Regions from separate parts of the Homo sapiens genome. Here regions 2 and 3 are each linked to region 1. The links are chromatin contacts, found by Hi-C or POLR2A ChIA-PET in ENCODE. All regions are on one chromosome and are shown on one strand. Each heading gives the region's core, a stretch centred on a gene start or an enhancer-like site at or near the end of the contact. The rest is flanking DNA. Distances are from core to core; before and after follow the strand shown.

Evidence for each region. A loop is a pair of places that touch in the nucleus more often than their neighbours do. ChIA-PET counts read pairs that join two places held with the same protein, here RNA polymerase II (POLR2A). Pooled maps may share reads with other maps.
Region 2: a pooled map shows a loop between it and region 1 (4-fold over the local background). The contact joins the promoter of MSI2-AS1 here to the enhancer-like site in region 1. A Hi-C loop is called at or near these places in 9 of 37 single-sample maps with no recorded cell type and 5 of 50 pooled maps. POLR2A ChIA-PET finds 5 or more read pairs at or near these places in 1 of 52 experiments (endothelial cell of umbilical vein).
Region 3: a map with no recorded cell type shows a loop between it and region 1 (2.4-fold over the local background). The contact joins two enhancer-like sites. A Hi-C loop is called at or near these places in 2 of 168 maps with a recorded cell type or tissue (aorta and endothelial cell of umbilical vein), 3 of 37 single-sample maps with no recorded cell type and 4 of 50 pooled maps. POLR2A ChIA-PET finds 5 or more read pairs at or near these places in 3 of 52 experiments (B cell, OCI-LY7 and activated CD4-positive, alpha-beta T cell).

The regions. Positions count from the first base shown.
Region 1 is chr17:57,355,197-57,360,281 of GRCh38, forward strand. All of the region lies in intron 5 of MSI2 (musashi RNA binding protein 2), which reads left to right. Among named protein-coding and RNA genes, the nearest start is that of MSI2, 100 kb to the left of the region's middle. Within about 2 kb of position 2,260, at least 23 of the 41 ENCODE cell types and tissues checked have a DNase peak (open chromatin) inside an H3K27ac peak, as active enhancers do; they include OCI-LY7, where a contact is called at or near this core.
Region 2 is chr17:57,605,462-57,610,546 of GRCh38, forward strand. MSI2-AS1 (MSI2 antisense RNA 1) reads right to left here and starts at 2,951. Exons shown (of 3, transcript NR_110807.1): 1 at 2,799-2,951; 2 at 792-897. The region is part of intron 8 of MSI2 (musashi RNA binding protein 2); the gene reads left to right. RefSeq lists enhancers at 1-648, 678-927, 2,460-3,054, 3,055-3,647.
Region 3 is chr17:57,528,728-57,533,812 of GRCh38, forward strand. It overlaps MSI2 (musashi RNA binding protein 2), which reads left to right. Exons shown (of 14, transcript NM_138962.4): 7 at 949-997. Among named protein-coding and RNA genes, the nearest start is that of MSI2-AS1, 77 kb to the right of the region's middle. RefSeq lists an enhancer at 5,039-5,085. Within about 2 kb of position 1,969, at least 3 of the 41 ENCODE cell types and tissues checked have a DNase peak (open chromatin) inside an H3K27ac peak, as active enhancers do; they include OCI-LY7, where a contact is called at or near this core.

The sequences.
Region 1 (5,085 bases), core at 1,010-3,509:
ACTCCTTTTGCACGTAAATGTTTTCCATGAGTTGGTGAAGTGGCCGTCAGGATTCTGGATGCACATAGGAGCTTGGCAGCTCCCATGGAAATAGTACTGCTTTCTTTCAGCATCTGCATATCACTGTCAGGAAAGTTCCCTGATTGGCCTTGCTTAGGTCACAGGTCCAGCCCTTGGACCAGTCTGTGATGGATAGTCCCTTGGAACTGGGTAGGTTCCCTGAAGACAGGGGTGCTGAACAGACACAACAGTGTATGTCCAGCTTTGGTCTGTCCTCTTTGGTCTCCCTTATTTTTCTCTTCCTTTTCTGCCTCAGACCTTTCTGTTAGGGATGCGTGCCAAAACTCAAGTGGAACTGGTGTCTTTACCCTCAAAACACAGACTCCTGAATTATAATCACATGCTGATTTTCGTGGTTACCACTGATCATGACCACATGATTCTTTTGCTCTGAGGGTTGGGCCAAACCCCCTCCCTTGTTCTGGCAATGCTATTTTGAGAGGCCATGGGGGCAGGCAGGGCCTGGCGGGTTCCAGACTCTGGCTCACCTTTTAATAACTTGCTCTGTGACCCTGGATGTGCCATTTAACCTTTCTGAGACTTAGTTTCTGAGCTGGGTGCATCAACTAAGATATCCATCAAATACTTTGGAAGATGTAAAGTGGCATTTAGATGACATAGGCTATGTTTCCCAGGCTAGGACATGGGCTATGTTTCCCAGGCTAGAGTGCGATGGCACAATCTCAGCTCCCTGCAACCTCTGCCTCCCGGGTTCAAGCAATTCTCCCTGCCCCAGCCTCCCAAGTAACTGGGATTACAGGCACCCACCCCCACGCCCAGCTAATTTTTTCTGTTTTTAGTAGAGTTGGGTTTTCGCCACGTTGGCCAGGCTGGTCCCGAACTCCTGACCTCAGGTGATCTGCCCGCCTCAGCCTCCCAAAGTGCTGGGATTACAGGCTTGAGCCACCGTGCCTGGCCAGTCTTTTTTAATCTTTTGCTTAGGAAAGAGAGTGACGGGGAAAGAAAGGTTTAATTCTGGACCTTACTACCCACACATACCAGATCTCCCCTCTTTGCATAACTTCTTTTTTGGCGGGCATGTTTCTTCATTTTTATCTTCTTGATAACTTTGATGCCCTGGTTGGACTCTTAAGCAGATTATCCTTGGGTGGGGACGTCAGCAGGGAGAACCACCCCAGACTAAGACAAGTTGTGTTTTGTCTGTCAGCCAAAAGCACTCTTAGCAATCCGACATAGACATCATTTTAGATGTACAGAGAAGAAAGAACAACACAGTATTGATAAGATTTCAGCAAGATCCCCCCTCCCCCAAAGACGAAAACACACAAAACTTAATGCATTGCTCTGTAATGCCTTGGTTCCTAGTTTCCTAATTAGGCCTGTGGTTTAGCAGAGTGCACCATCTCAATACACAGATGGTTTTTATGTAAAAAAATTTTTTTCAAATGTTAATTTCCAGTGACTGATGTTTTATGCCTAAATCATTTTCCATTGTTTATATTTGATAAGAACTGTATTTGAACTGCTCCTTTATAAGTTGGAGTCTTTTGTAATGGGATTTAACTTACTGGTTTTACAGGTGTATGAAAATGTTAAGCCGTGTATTGTATTTGAGAGTTTGAAAATTCTTCGTTGCAGCTAATTTAAGAAAAAAAAAATTAAACAGGTGATTAGCAGCTGCTTTCGGTTTTGAATGTCCTCGCTTTGGGGTTTTGTGTTTGCTTATTCGTGTGCAAATTGGTGTGGTTATTTTGGACCGGTTGAGACGCTCCAACATTGCACCTCCCAGGCCAGCTGCCCAGGGCCCATTCAGTAGACCCTTCCCCGCTTCTCGGGGCTGATTTGTTCTCATCTTGTGTGCTCGAGAGCTTGCTCTCTCCTTAATGATTCAGGCCTTCCTGAGAAAACAAAGCAGCTCTGGCCCCGTTTCTCCTTGAGGACAGCCTTGTTCACTGCCACAAAGACCCTGCTTTCTCCCCAAGCAGAGGAACTGCCTCTCGGGGCAGCCAAGAACCACAGACCCAGGCGGCTGCAGCTCCTACTTCTGAACTTCTGGTCTCCCGAGTGACAGCTTCTGCATGGTCTTAAGCTCCAGGACCCCCAAGGCCACCCAGAGTCAGAGTCCACCGCCGGTGGGAAAAACAACATTAGGAAGTGGGTGGTGTGGTGTAGAAGGGGCTGCTTAGAGCTTCTGGCCTTCGGAGCTGGATCCAGCCACTTGAGCTTCATTCGGCAGCACACAGACACCTCCCCTCCCTCCTGCTCTGCCCCAGACCTTGTGCTTTCTTGGCACCGCTGGGTCGTGCCTGCTCAGACCTGGTCAGTGTGCTTGCCAGGGCGAGGAGAGCTTTGCATAGGCCGCTGCTGCTTACTTATTAACGATGACGCTGGTGGGAGCTGCGCCACCAGCTCCCTATCCAGGCCTTTGTGGTTGCATCCTGTTCACATAAAGGTGAAATCATGACCTGCCCGACTTGATTTTTCAGTTGAGGGGCTTTTGTGTATGTGTCGTTCTTGATCCAGTAAGAGGATTGTGCTTTCATTCACAAAGATTTGATCAGTAAATAGGAAGAGAAAATACTCAAGGGAGAAATGCTTAGTGTTCCGATTAATACATTAATCTTTTTTTTTGATGAGCTGAAGGTGCTCTGTTGTTTCTCTTGACTGAGTCTTTGCCCTTACCTTTGACCTTAGTGACTTGATCATCCAGCCAGGATCTCTGTACAGCCCCATCTCCTTTCTGAGGTCTTGTGGTCACACACATGCTTTCCTGCTTCTGTCTTGAATGATACTCAGTGAACCCCACAGCTTTGGGGGCTGCTATTTGAGGCACCACACTTGGCAGGCTTGGCTCCCACGGGGAGTTGCAAAGCTTGCAGTTATAGACCTTGGCAACTATTTGCCCTTAAAGAAAAGCATCAGTGAAAAGTTGAGGGCAGAGGGAAGAAGAGAAAGATCTTCGTGGGTTTTTCTGTGTGTGTGGGGGGGTGTGTGTGTGTGTGTGTGTGTGTTTATGGACAGCATTTGTACCTGTAAAACCAGAATGACTCCTTCAGGCATTTTTTCTCCTGGGTGGTTGCATTCATGGGCTGAAGCTGGCTCTTCTGAAGATTGCAATGATATTTAAGGTTAAGGGCTTGCCAGGTAACACCTTGAATGACTCAAGGCTCTGAGGCCAGGCTGCGTCCATTTGAAGGAAGGAAGCATCTTTTTCTGATTCATGCAAAGGCATCTTATGGACTAATGGTCATCCTAGAAAGTCATCACTAGTACAAGGATCTTTTGGAAAAGTGAGATTGGAGAAGGTTGAGTATGAAAGTGATGTATTAGAAAGGTGAATATGGGATGTGAGATCCTAGTCATTAGCGTTTGGAGGGGGCCTTGGAGGTTTGTTAGATCAAAGCTTTCATTGTGCAAATGAAATGGCCCAGTGAGGTTAAAAGAGGGAAGGTCACACAAATTCCATGAAAACCATAAGTACAAGGTTTGAGGAAAATAATTTTAGGACAAATAAAAGAAGTGCTGATTTTCATTGCACTTCTAACAGTTTTATAGAAGTGTCTGTACCTAAAGTGTTGTACATGTTAAAATGTAAATATGGTCAAGAAGATTGTAGGTGAAATCGAAGATGATATGTTGCTAGGGCCCAGCCCTAGCAACGTATCATCTTTTGAGGAGTGTTCCTCATACTTTGAGATTGGTTTTATAGAGGGCTGTTCCTTATACTTTGCGATTGGTTTTATAGAGGGCAACTCTGTTCACCCACAAAAGTCTCTTGATGCCATTGCTGGCCAGAACTTGGGTGGGAGAATGGGAACTGTTCAGCAGAGCAGGTGAACAGGTGGTCCTGCCATCCCAGTGGCAGGGGCCCCTTCCTTTCTCCCGCCACTCCCGGAGGAATGACCCTGCATCTTATGCACTCTCTCCGATTCCCCAAATCCCCTAGGTCCCACTGCTTGGGTTTGGGGAGTGGGGCACATCTCTGCTGAGAGCCAGCCCATCAAGCTGTCTGGGTCTCATGGTGGCATATCTTTGTTCCAACTCAATATGGGCATTTTAATCTTTATTTATTTTTAAAATTTAATTTTATTGAATTCAGCTTTAATATTATTGAATTCAGCTACAAGGGAGATAGAATAGGGTGATTGATAGTTAAGAGCATGGGTCTTAAAGTCAGAAAGACAAAGGCTCCAAGTCCAGTTACCAACTTCTGTAATTCTGTAATTCTGGGGGGCGGACTTACCTGTCTGAGTCTTAGTTTCTTCAACTATAAAATGGATGTCCCAGTACTGCCTCCCTGCCAAGGTTGTCTGAGTGAGTCCTCAATAAAAGCTGGTAGTGAGATTAATAGCACTTGATGGCAAAGTTTGTACCCAGTCATGGGTAGGGGAATTGCATCTGCCATCCAGTGGCTGAGGTCAAGTGATGACACCCCAAACTATAGGATCCTGGCAGCTACAGCAGGCATTGCTGCTTCCCTTTCGGAAATCCCAATTGTTGAGGCCCTGGCTGAAGCCCTGTCGAGCCCTTGGTGACCCCACTACCATTTCCTTTATGGTTGGCTTACTCTGCTTTCTTTTGCAATGAATATAGTTTAAAATTTCTTTATGAGTGTTCTCCTATTTGCTGCCTTAGCCTGTCACCCACTATGCTGAGCTCCCCACCCCTCGTGATGCCACTCAGCACCTTTATTTGTGATGTGGGGTATTCTGGGAAACTCTTCACAGGCAACTCAGGGAGCCTGGCCCTCCATCTTATCTCTTAGGAAATCCTCAGGTGTCCCAGGGTTTGGCACCAGAGAAGTGCTGTAGACCCTGTTTTCCAGAAAGCTCCGTGCCTTCACGTGTGGTGAGGGAGTGGCTGCCCAGAGCAGGCGAGGAGGCACTGGGGGTTGCACCCATGTTTTATTATGATGGGGGCTTCAGAAGCCAGATGTCTGCAGCTACTTGGAGCAAGCCTGGGTCTTCCTTAGACTGCAGTTTTAGGACTTAAGGAAGGAGCTGGGCTGCTGCCACATGCTCGTGCTTGTGTGTTTAATTTGTTTATTGGTGGATTTTCTACCCT
Region 2 (5,085 bases), core at 1,701-4,200, 250 kb after region 1:
GCACCCAGTGCCTCTGGGCTTTTCTGAACGTGCTGCCACCAGCGTCCCCGTACTCCACCCCCAGGGCGCAGGGTCATGAGAGGGGAGCATGGAGACCACTAGGAGGGGCTGCCCCCCCTTCTCTTCTGCCTCTTCCCCGCGCAGAAGGCAGGGCATGAACAGTCTGCGCCCGTATGCAGCTGCAGAGACCAAGCCCAGAGTAGCGTGGCTCTTGCCTGGACTCTTGCCAATTTCTCTTCTAGTTTCACTCTAGTTTCCCCAGGGCCTGGGAGTTCTGTCCCTGGTTCTTCCTTTGCCCTCTTCTTTCAGCTGCCTCTGCCTAGAAAAGAAGGCTCAAGCCATACCTTTTATTTTCTCCCTCTTTTAAATAAATGAAGTTAGGCCCCACGCAGGGCCTCTGGCCCAGCCCACCGTGCCCTGGGGTAAGCACTCCTCCAGCCTTGTGGCGGAACCTGAGCACCTGCTGGAGGCTGAGGTTTCTTTCCACTTTGAAATGCCCTTGCAGGTTCCCAGAAATGAAAAGGAGGACAGCTGCTGCTGCCACCATCAGCTTTTTCCCCAAATAGTGCGGCCTGGGAAGCTCTCTTTGCACATCCTGCTGATGAAAGCAGGGAGATGGGACCTACCTGGCCGACAGGTGCAGGGAGGGTTAGGGAGAAAGGCAATGACTGTGTGCTAAGAATCTGCTGTGCTGGGGAGGCTGCTGCTCTCTCTCTTCCTCTTCACTCCCCATTCTGGGATTTCAGTGAACACAGATGTGACCTGACTTCATCACCTTCAAAGGCACTCACCTAGGCTCCATGTGGAGAGGGCAAGGTGTGACTCAACCAACTTTATCCAGTGCAAGCACTTTGTAGGATTAGCTCCGAGAGCCCTATGGGGTAGGCACAGCTGTCACTGTTTTAGAGATGAGAAAATTGAGGTGCAAAGAAGTTAGTCAGCTGGTCTCAGCTCAGAGAGCCGGCAAGTGGAACAGAGATTTAAAGCCAGGAGCCTTAGCCCTAGGCTAGACTGCCGTATAACAGACTAGGAGGCACCCACTCTCAGATCTGGGCAGGGTGGGGGCTGCAGTTATTGGGGTACATCTCAGGTGATATTGGGGACCAGCTCCTCTCTACCCATTGCCCAGATTCTGAGGACCTCTGAGGGAAGAGCCACATCTCAGCCACATTCATTTCTGTGTCCACACCCAGCCGCTGCTTGGTAAATAGTAGATGCTTAATGTTTATTTTTGGTTTATGACCTATTTTACTTTGCCATCACTGATTGTAATAAAACACTGAGCAGAGGAAACAATGGATGAAATTAATTCTGGAAGTGGTAAGGAGATCAGTTGTGGAAGCTAGCATCGGGAAAGGCTTTGTGAACTAGACGCAGATAGGCCTTGAGGGTTGGGTGGAGAGTGTGGGGAAGGGCTGTGTGAGGTGGGGTGATGGGGGGGGGTGGCTGGCAGCCAGAGACCCAGAGGAGGGAGCAGGGGTTTTGAAGCTGGGGGTCTATGATTGGATTCTGACTGTGCTTTGTGACCTTGGGCAAGTCATTCCTTAGAACTTCTGTGTCCTTTTCTGCTGTAACTACGAGGCGGGTAAGGCCATCGCACAGAGGAAATGAGGCTCCATGCAATGAGGGAGTTGACAACCATGGACATTCTTTGAGGACTTCTGTGTGCCAGGCACTGTGCTTTATATCCATTATGTGTATATGTTATGTAATATATGAAAATTACAAGGATGTTGTGGCTGTGCCTAGTTATGGATAGCACTCAATAAACAGTGCGTGCCTTCCTCCCCAGAGTAACCCTCCTGAGTCAAGATTATAAATCTAACAGGTCTCTCAATGCCTTTTGCAAACAGGTCTGGGCCATTTATAACATGCATGTGTCCTGGAAGGTAGACATTCCTGCTGCCTGCCTTTCCCTATGGAAGCTGGCAGCTCCATTTCTGTTTGCACAGTAACCCCTTCCTCTGTAGACTGCATGGGCAGGTCCCACATCCATGAGGACCTTTTTGCAGTAGAACAAGGAAAGTTATCATTTACAAGTAGGTCCCCTGGTGCTTGGCCACACGCTGGTCCCTGTCCACAAGGACAGTGCCTGATTATGATGTCTGAGAAGGGAGGAGGGAGGGTCTCTTCCGCTCACTTTCCAGTATCCACAGTGACCAGCTGGGAAGCCTGTCTGTGTTAGGCCGTTCTCGCGTTGCTATAAAGAAATACCTGAGACTGGGTAATTTATTTAAAAAAGAAGTTTAGTTGGCTTACAGTTCAGCGGGTTGTACAGGCATGGTGCCAACATCGCTAGGCTTCTGGGGTGGGGCCTCAGGGAGCTTTTACTCACGGAGGAAGGCAAAGTAGGAACAGGCACGTCGCTTGGTGAAAGCAGGTGCAAGCAAGCGAGAGAGTGCAGGGAGGTGCCACACATTTTTAAGCAACTCCGAGTAAGAGCTCACTCATCACCAAGCAGGTGGCCCAAACCATTCACAAGGGATCCACCCCCATGAATCAGAGGCTTCCCACCAGGCCCCACCTCCAACACTGGGGAGTACATTTCAACATGAGATTTGGGCGGAGACAAATATCCAAACTATATGACTACCTGAGTTTGCAAAGGAGCAGAAGGGCTTGTACCAGTGAGGGAAAAGGACTGCAGAGTGGTTAGGGACCCTTCCCCTGCCAGATTGAAGGACCAGGGCTTCCCAGCACAGCTGCCAGGATTTACAGGGGTGCAATTGCTGCCTCACCAACCCCCTAGCCCCTTACTGGCTTCTTAAGGCCTTGCCCTCACCTGGCCACATACTCACGCTAGTCAGGAATCCATCTTGGCCTCTGGCCCTGGGCAAGAAGAGCAACAGGATGGAATTGAAACCCTGGAGCAGATGTTAGAACTGAGTAGAGGTGACCTGGCTCTCTGAAGCTCACGCAGGAGTGATGGTGACATGCCCATCTCAAGTGGGAGCTGCACATGGAGGGCAGCCGAGGTTCCTGCGTTTCCCTCCCCGGGCCACTTCACCTCCCCTAGGTGGGTTCCACCCCCTCTCCTTGTTACATCATAGCCTCTTTCTCCAACACATTCAACAGCTCTCTCTCAGCAGTGCCAGCTTCCTGGGTGTAAGGCCTGAGCCGTCGCTTGGCCCTGTCCTCAGAGGCCCCCCACGCTGGTCTAATGCTCTGCTCTTTGTTGCCGTCTTGCAAATCCTAGTCATTGTTGGTCAAAGGACCCCTTGTCGTCTTTTTGTCATGGGCCCTGTTCGTTCTGCTGTGAGGCTGACTCAGGGCCAGGTGCCGTGCAGGTACACAGTAGGAGTTGAACTCTGATCAAGGGCTTGTTTTGTGTTTATCTTCCTTGCTTTGCAAGTTCCTTGAGGGTGGGTCTCCCCGAATCTTGATTATAAACCTGCAAGAGCCTTACAAAATGTCCTGCTTTTTGTGGGGTCTCCAGAAAGGCTTGTGATTGGCAGAGGGGGCAGGAGAGCAGTGACCAGGAAGAAAAAAGGCTGTGGCCACTGGATGGCAAAGGAGGGCTGTGCAGGGAGGTATGTGTGACATGTGGTCTCTGGAGGCCAAGCTCACCCCTCCTGCCTCAGTAGCAAGATGTGTGTAGCTGTCAGGCTCTAGGCAAGACACTTTACACTTGAGTAGCATCTCCCCTCCTCTTCACCATCTCCCTGGGCAGGGCTCAGGGCCTAATGTCCGGAGGTGAGGATCTTCAGAGAAACAATGTTGGCCTCAAACCCACCAGAACCTGGCTGGGGAAGAGGTCAAGCTGATCAGGCGCAAGACCAGGTCAGGCCTCTTATGTCTGTTAGGAAACGCCACAGAAGGACAGATACCCACCCTAGAAGCTGCAGGACCTCCTCTCCTCCTGAGCCCTTTCCTCCCTCTGCTCCCCTCCCCTTTCTGTTAGCCAGACAGTCAGACGGTCAAGGTTGATACCTGAGCACTGGGGAATTTTATCCATCGAAATAGGCCTCTCCCTCTGGAGGACTAAACAGTCTCAGACACGACCTGTTTGGAGTGAGAAATGAAACTGCAAACACTGGCCTCTTCAGGCCAAACAGGCTTTCCTTGTCCTGGATGGTACATCAAGGCCACAGGTCCAGGGCTTGGATTTCCCTCTGGGCCCCAAGGCCGCGTGCTGACTGGGTTCTTTTGTACAGAGACCAGGGAAAAACAAAAGCCCTTTACTTCCCAAAGCTTGGCATACTCCTCAGACTGCCAGCCACCATCCCCAAAGATGCCAGGGCAGTGAGCTTACCTTTGCAAGGGCTTCGGATCCACTGGGGAGGAGTGGCCACTCATAGTAGCTGCAGGGAAGCTGTTCTTGCAGAAGCTCCAGCACCTCCTCTGAAAGCCAGTGCTAAGCATTCCCCGCTAGGGAGAGGGTGTAACGCAGGGCCACAGCACCCACTCTCCTGGCTTGGGCTGGGGCTATAGGCAGATCGGGATTAACATCCCAGCCCTGCACACAGGTACTGGGTCTGGACCACAGGTTAGATGTCTGAGTCTGAGCCTCAGTTTCCTGCTCCGTGGGATGGATATATAGCTATAAAGGTCATTATCGGGTCCGCTGGCAAAACAAGCGTATGGAAGGTAAAGTATTGCATTAATGTTAAACGTACTGAGACTGATAACTGTGCTATGATTACGTAAGAAAATGCCCTCATGTTTATGAAACGCATACCAACTTACTCTCAAATGGAAAAAAAAATCCTGGCCAGGTGCAGTGGCTCACGTCTGTAATCCCAGCACTTCGGGAGGCTGAGGCGGGAAGATCACGAGGTCAGGAGTTCGAGACCAGCCTGGCCAATGTGGTGAAACCCCTGTCTCTACTAAAAATACAAAAATTAGCAGGGCGTGGTGGCGTGCACCTATAGTCCCAGCTACTCGGGAGACTGAGGCAGGAGAATCACTTGAACCCGGGAGGCGGAGGTTGCAGTGAGCTGAGGTCACGCCACTGCACTCCAGCCTGAGCGACACAGCAAGACTCCGTCTAAAAAAAAAAAAAATTCTACATATAGAGGGCTCAGGAGTGTGTGCAAATGATAAGGCAAAAGTAACAAAATGTTAGCAGTAGGTGAATTCTGGTAA
Region 3 (5,085 bases), core at 719-3,218, 170 kb after region 1:
TGATAAGGACACCAGTCATATTGGATTAGGGCCCACCCTAATGATCTCATTTTAAATTAATTACTTCTTTGAAGAACCTCTCTCCAAATACGGTCACATTTTGAGGTCCTGGGGGTTAGGACTTCAACTATGAATTTTGGGAGACACAGTTGAGCCCATAACAATCAGGATGTTCAAGCTTCACTGTTTATCACTAAAAACAATTCACATGTCTATTAGAAGGGCAATAATTAAGTAAGCTATGGCTTCTTACACTGGGAAATATGCATCGGTCAAGATAGTAGTATACATGATATACTAACCTGGAAATTGTTTGCCATATTGTAATGTTACAGGTTAACAAAAGGACAAATTCCATATACTATATGATTTAAACTATATTGAAATAGTCATAGTTTTTTCTTTCTTTAGAAAAAAAATACTCCAGGCCTGGAGCAGTGGCTCACACCTATAATCTCAGCGCTTTGAAAGGCTGCTGCAGGAGGATCACTTGAGCCCAGGAGTTCAAGACCAGTCTGAGCAACATAGTGGGACCCTGTCTCTAAAAAAATAAAATAAAATAACTGGGCATGATGGTACATGCCTGTAGTCCCAGCTACTCAGGAAGCTGAGGCAGGAGGATTGCTTGAGCTCAGGAGGTCGAGACTGCAGTGAGCCGTGATGGTGCCACTGCACTCTAGCCTGGGTGACAGAGTGAGACCCTGTCTCAAAAAATAAAAAGCAGACACTAAAGGGAACTATATAAAATGTTAACTGTATACAACGGTGTGGAGTGGAAAGACCACTGTTTTTTTTTCTTTCTACTTTTTTGCATTTTCAAATATTTTTTGATAAGCAACTATTACTTCTGTAATGGAAACTACCCCCTCACCCCCCGACATGCATATAATGTTTTGTGTACTTTCTTAAAATTCCTAAGGCAGCCTGTATTCTATATTTGTTTTGCAGGTGGAAGATGCAATGCTGATGTTTGATAAAACTACCAACAGGCACAGAGGTAAGATTACCCCAGTGTAAGAGGGTTGCGTTCACCCTCTCCTGGCCTCTCTGTCTGTCATCCCCAGTCCCACTGACAAAAGATACAGTGAAGAGTCCAGAGTCAAGCAGGTAGAGGTGACCATCCATTGAAGATCTTTATTCACGGAGAGTCCCAGTAGCACAAAGAGTTCCAGTACTGGATAGCTGAAAAACCATTTCCTTCTGGCCTAGGAACTCCTGTTTAGTTATGCAGCCATCCCTGACACACATATTCAGATGTACCTCTCTAATCCTGCCTTTCTGGGTCCCTTGCTAACCTCGGCACTAAGCGATCCAAGTGGAAATTATTCACAGCAGTGACTCAATTGAGTTATCAATTTGTATTGAAGGAGGTTCTTTAGGAGCAGACTGTCAATCTAAAGAGCCAAAAAATCAAAATAAAACATTGTAGGTTCGTTGGGTGTGTAGTGATTACAGCCTTGGGAATGCTCCGTGGGGCCTCTGGAATGTGTAGAGGGCATCTGTACTTAATTGTGTTTTTCCCTGTGCTGCTTCTGTCCCATCCACTTTACAAAAAATGGGTCTTAACCTGGAGTCTATGAACCTCTGCAATGACATGCAAAATGTCATATGTTTATACTTTTCTTGGGTGAAGATCCCTAGGTTTGGACAAATTCTCAAAAGGGTCTCTGGCCCTGCCCTTAGTCTCTTCCTTCCCCAAAAAGAACACATTAAATTTATTGCTTTAAACAGAAAAATTGGAGGCATCTAGAAAAGTCCTCCCTGGAGGTAGCAGAGTCAAAGGAGGTGATGACTTAGTGTTCTGTTCTCCGGAAGCTCAGGTTTCTGGGGTTCCTATTAACAGGGTGTTAATGAGCAGAGCTTCCTAAGGGGGTGGCAGGAAATGGTGTGCTGGTGCCCTCAAGGGAGGGAGCCTGTGAGTGAGCAGCATTTCCTTGCCACTTGGATCGCATTTAGATGTTTCCTGTGTTGTTTACATTCCTGCTGTCACCTGTGATTAGAAACAGTTACCCAGCACTGACTGTATGTCTTTCCTGTTTGGAGAAGGCAGAGTGAGTGAAAGGCAAGAAGGAGTGGAGTGGGAATCATTGCTGGCGGGGCTGGGAGAAGGAGGGGGATATCCTGAGTGCGTCTGGTAATCTGGCTTCAAATGCATCCCTCTACAGCATCCTCAGAATGGGAGAATGGAGCATTGGGTGCACAACAGTGGTGTCAAGTGGTATTTATGGAGGGAAGAGATGGCAGGGGGTGGAGGGTGGGGAGCAGTGGAGAAGCAGGGAGAGAAAGGAGGGGCATGCAGGTGTGGAATGATCGATTTTGTCCACTGCATTGCTGGGGAGTGAGAGCCCAGTGAGTGAGATGAAGGTGGTGCCCGTGGTGGGCAATTGAGGATTATCCTCCATCATCATCCACATTCTGTCAATCTAGCTTTATGGTTTCCAAGCCGGACTTCCAGATGCATCTCCTAATGTGACCTTCACAGCAGCCCCTGGAGGGTTGTTGTGACATTGGGAAAAATCACTTAACTTCTTTATGCCTCAGTTTATTCATCTGTAGGATGGGGGTAATCATAGAACCTCCTCACAGGATTGCTCGGAGAGTGTAATGCCAAGCATCTAGTCAATTGTGCGTAAATGTTAGCTCTTATTATTAGCGTTATCATCACCTCCGTCCGGTTGGAAAAATAACCAAGGCTCAGAGGAGGCAACTGAGAGACCCATGGCTGAGCAGGGTCTCAGGACTATTGATTTCAAATTCTGCTGTTTCTCTGCTGTGTCCAGATGGGAATGCATTTGTTAAAAAGAGCACTGCCAGCTATTTATTTTCAGGGTGGGTGATGCCCATTTGAGTTTGGCACCTGGTGTTCAGTGTTAGAATTCATAGTCCTGGGAGATTCCAGAGTTGCCCCCAGGTGATACTGTTGTCCTTTTATTTTGAAAATCAGTGAAAGTATTTTTTGATCTGCTGTGTGTCAAGCCCTGTGCTGGGGGCTCACACTGGTATCGTCTCATTAACTCTCAGAGCCGGGCAGGGAGAGGGCTGGTCATGGCAGAGGTGGGGTTGAAACACCGGACTTTGGACTTCTGGGTGAAGGCCCAGAGGATGTGCCGGGAAAAGTCCTCTCTTATTTTTAACCAGATCCCTGTTGCTGTGGGTGAAGCCTCTTCCCTTTTTCCAAAAGGGAGAAAGGAAAGTGCTGGGCCGCAGAGATGGGGTGGCGGTTCGTCTGGGACGGGCGTGGGAAGAGTTTTTTGCCCGTTGTGAGGTGGAGGATGGTCTGTTGGAAGGCCCGCTGCTCAGAATGGCTTCGGGACATCATTGCTGGCTCTCCAGGAGTCCTGGTGGGCACTGGCAGGAAGGAGCGTGGGCAGGGCCTTGGTGCATGCACACTCCTGCCCCCAGCCAAGCCAGAACCTCTGCTAGCACCCTCGGACCTGCCAGAGCTGAAGATGCCTGCAGTGGGGGCAGGACCAACTCTAAAATGTGTGGAGCCCAGAACTAGAGGAAAGGCAGGGCCTCCTATTCAAAGATGATTGAGAAGCTGGCCTGAGGGGCTGCAGCCTGTGGAGGGCAGAGACATGCCAGGAAGCCTCAGCAGGGAAGAGCCGCCATCCCACTGCCCTCCCTCTCATCCAGGGCCCTCCCACTCTGCAATGTCGTTTCTGTGTGGGTGGGAGCAGCGGCCCATACACACGTTCCAACCCCTCAAGATACCGGAGGAGGCATTTCTCTTTGAACTGGGTGCTAAAGTTGGTGTAATACTTCACTGCATTTAGAACATTGAAGAGAGTGAAAAAAAATTTTTGTTTTTCAAAAAGAAGAACATATCACAGCAGAGGCACAGATCATATATATGGAGCGAGCCGGCCCCACATCTGTGGCCTGATGGAGTGCACATTTGGAGTCAGGTGATAAGCACAAGGAAGTAAAATCCTCATGCAGCCACCTTGCCCCAAACTTACCTTCACCTCCTCGGTTCCTGCTGTCCATGATCTTATCAAGAGGAAAGTGCTGCAGTGGCAGAAGTTGAGGACATCTCCCTGGCTGGCGCCGCCTCCAGCTCTCTTCTTAAAGAGGCCCAGACCATCGACCCAGAGGTGTTGTCACAGCACATGCTCAGCACTTGTCCTCAGACTCCTAGCCCAGCCCTGTGGGGCAGCCTGGGGCCTCAACTCATCCTTACCCCAGGAATTTTGACAGCTACCTGTGTGTCCTTGGAGCTGTGTGACATGAGCTGTGTGACATTTGCTGCTCGGGGATAACCACAGGGAACTGGGCTTAACATCTGATGAGCGTCAGGTGGGCCAGGCTCCCAGGGCCCATTCAGTCTCCACTTGCTGTTAGGAGCCACAGGTCAGGGCAGAATTTCCACTCCTTGACCCCACTGGTCACCTCCTGTCCCTGCTCCCTGTTGGTCTCTGTTGGGGCAGGGATGCCCTCAGTTCCATCTGCATGGCGGCAGCTTGTATCTCCCATCCACAGGAGCACCAGCCTGGGGCTCACTAGTGCCATGGGAGAGAACCCAGGACCTAGGAGAGAATGAGCCTCCCGCAATGTATGTCTTCCACCCTGCAAGCAGGAAGAGGGTCCCACGTTCAGTCTTTGACTCACAGTGGGTGGAGCCCTGGAGATGTGGGGGCTCTCACCTTTCTCCTTGCAGATGGGCCTTCCTCCAGCTTCTGCTGCTCCCATGACATTTTTCCTGGGGGCACATTCCCTGACCTCTGAGCATCTCAGGTTCTTCCTCTAAAAAATAAGAGACCTGGGATTGATGAGCCCCAGGACCTGAAGTATGTTTCTGGCCTTTAGCTTTTTAACTGTGAGAATGTTCAAGATGAATTCCTTTGCTGTTTTTGTGACTAGGGGAGGGAATGGGCAGTTGTTGCAGGTTGGGTTCCCTGGGAAGCAACTCTAGGAAGGGATTAGCAAGTGGGAGGTTTATCCAGAAGTGCTCTTGATCAGGAGAGGGCAGAGGGAGAAGCTGACTTGCGATGCCCTTCTGTAATGGGGTGGTTCTTCAGGGGTCCCCAGCTGGGGTGGGAGTGCCATCCTTGATGCCTGCACGCTGGCCTGTCATTGGGTGCA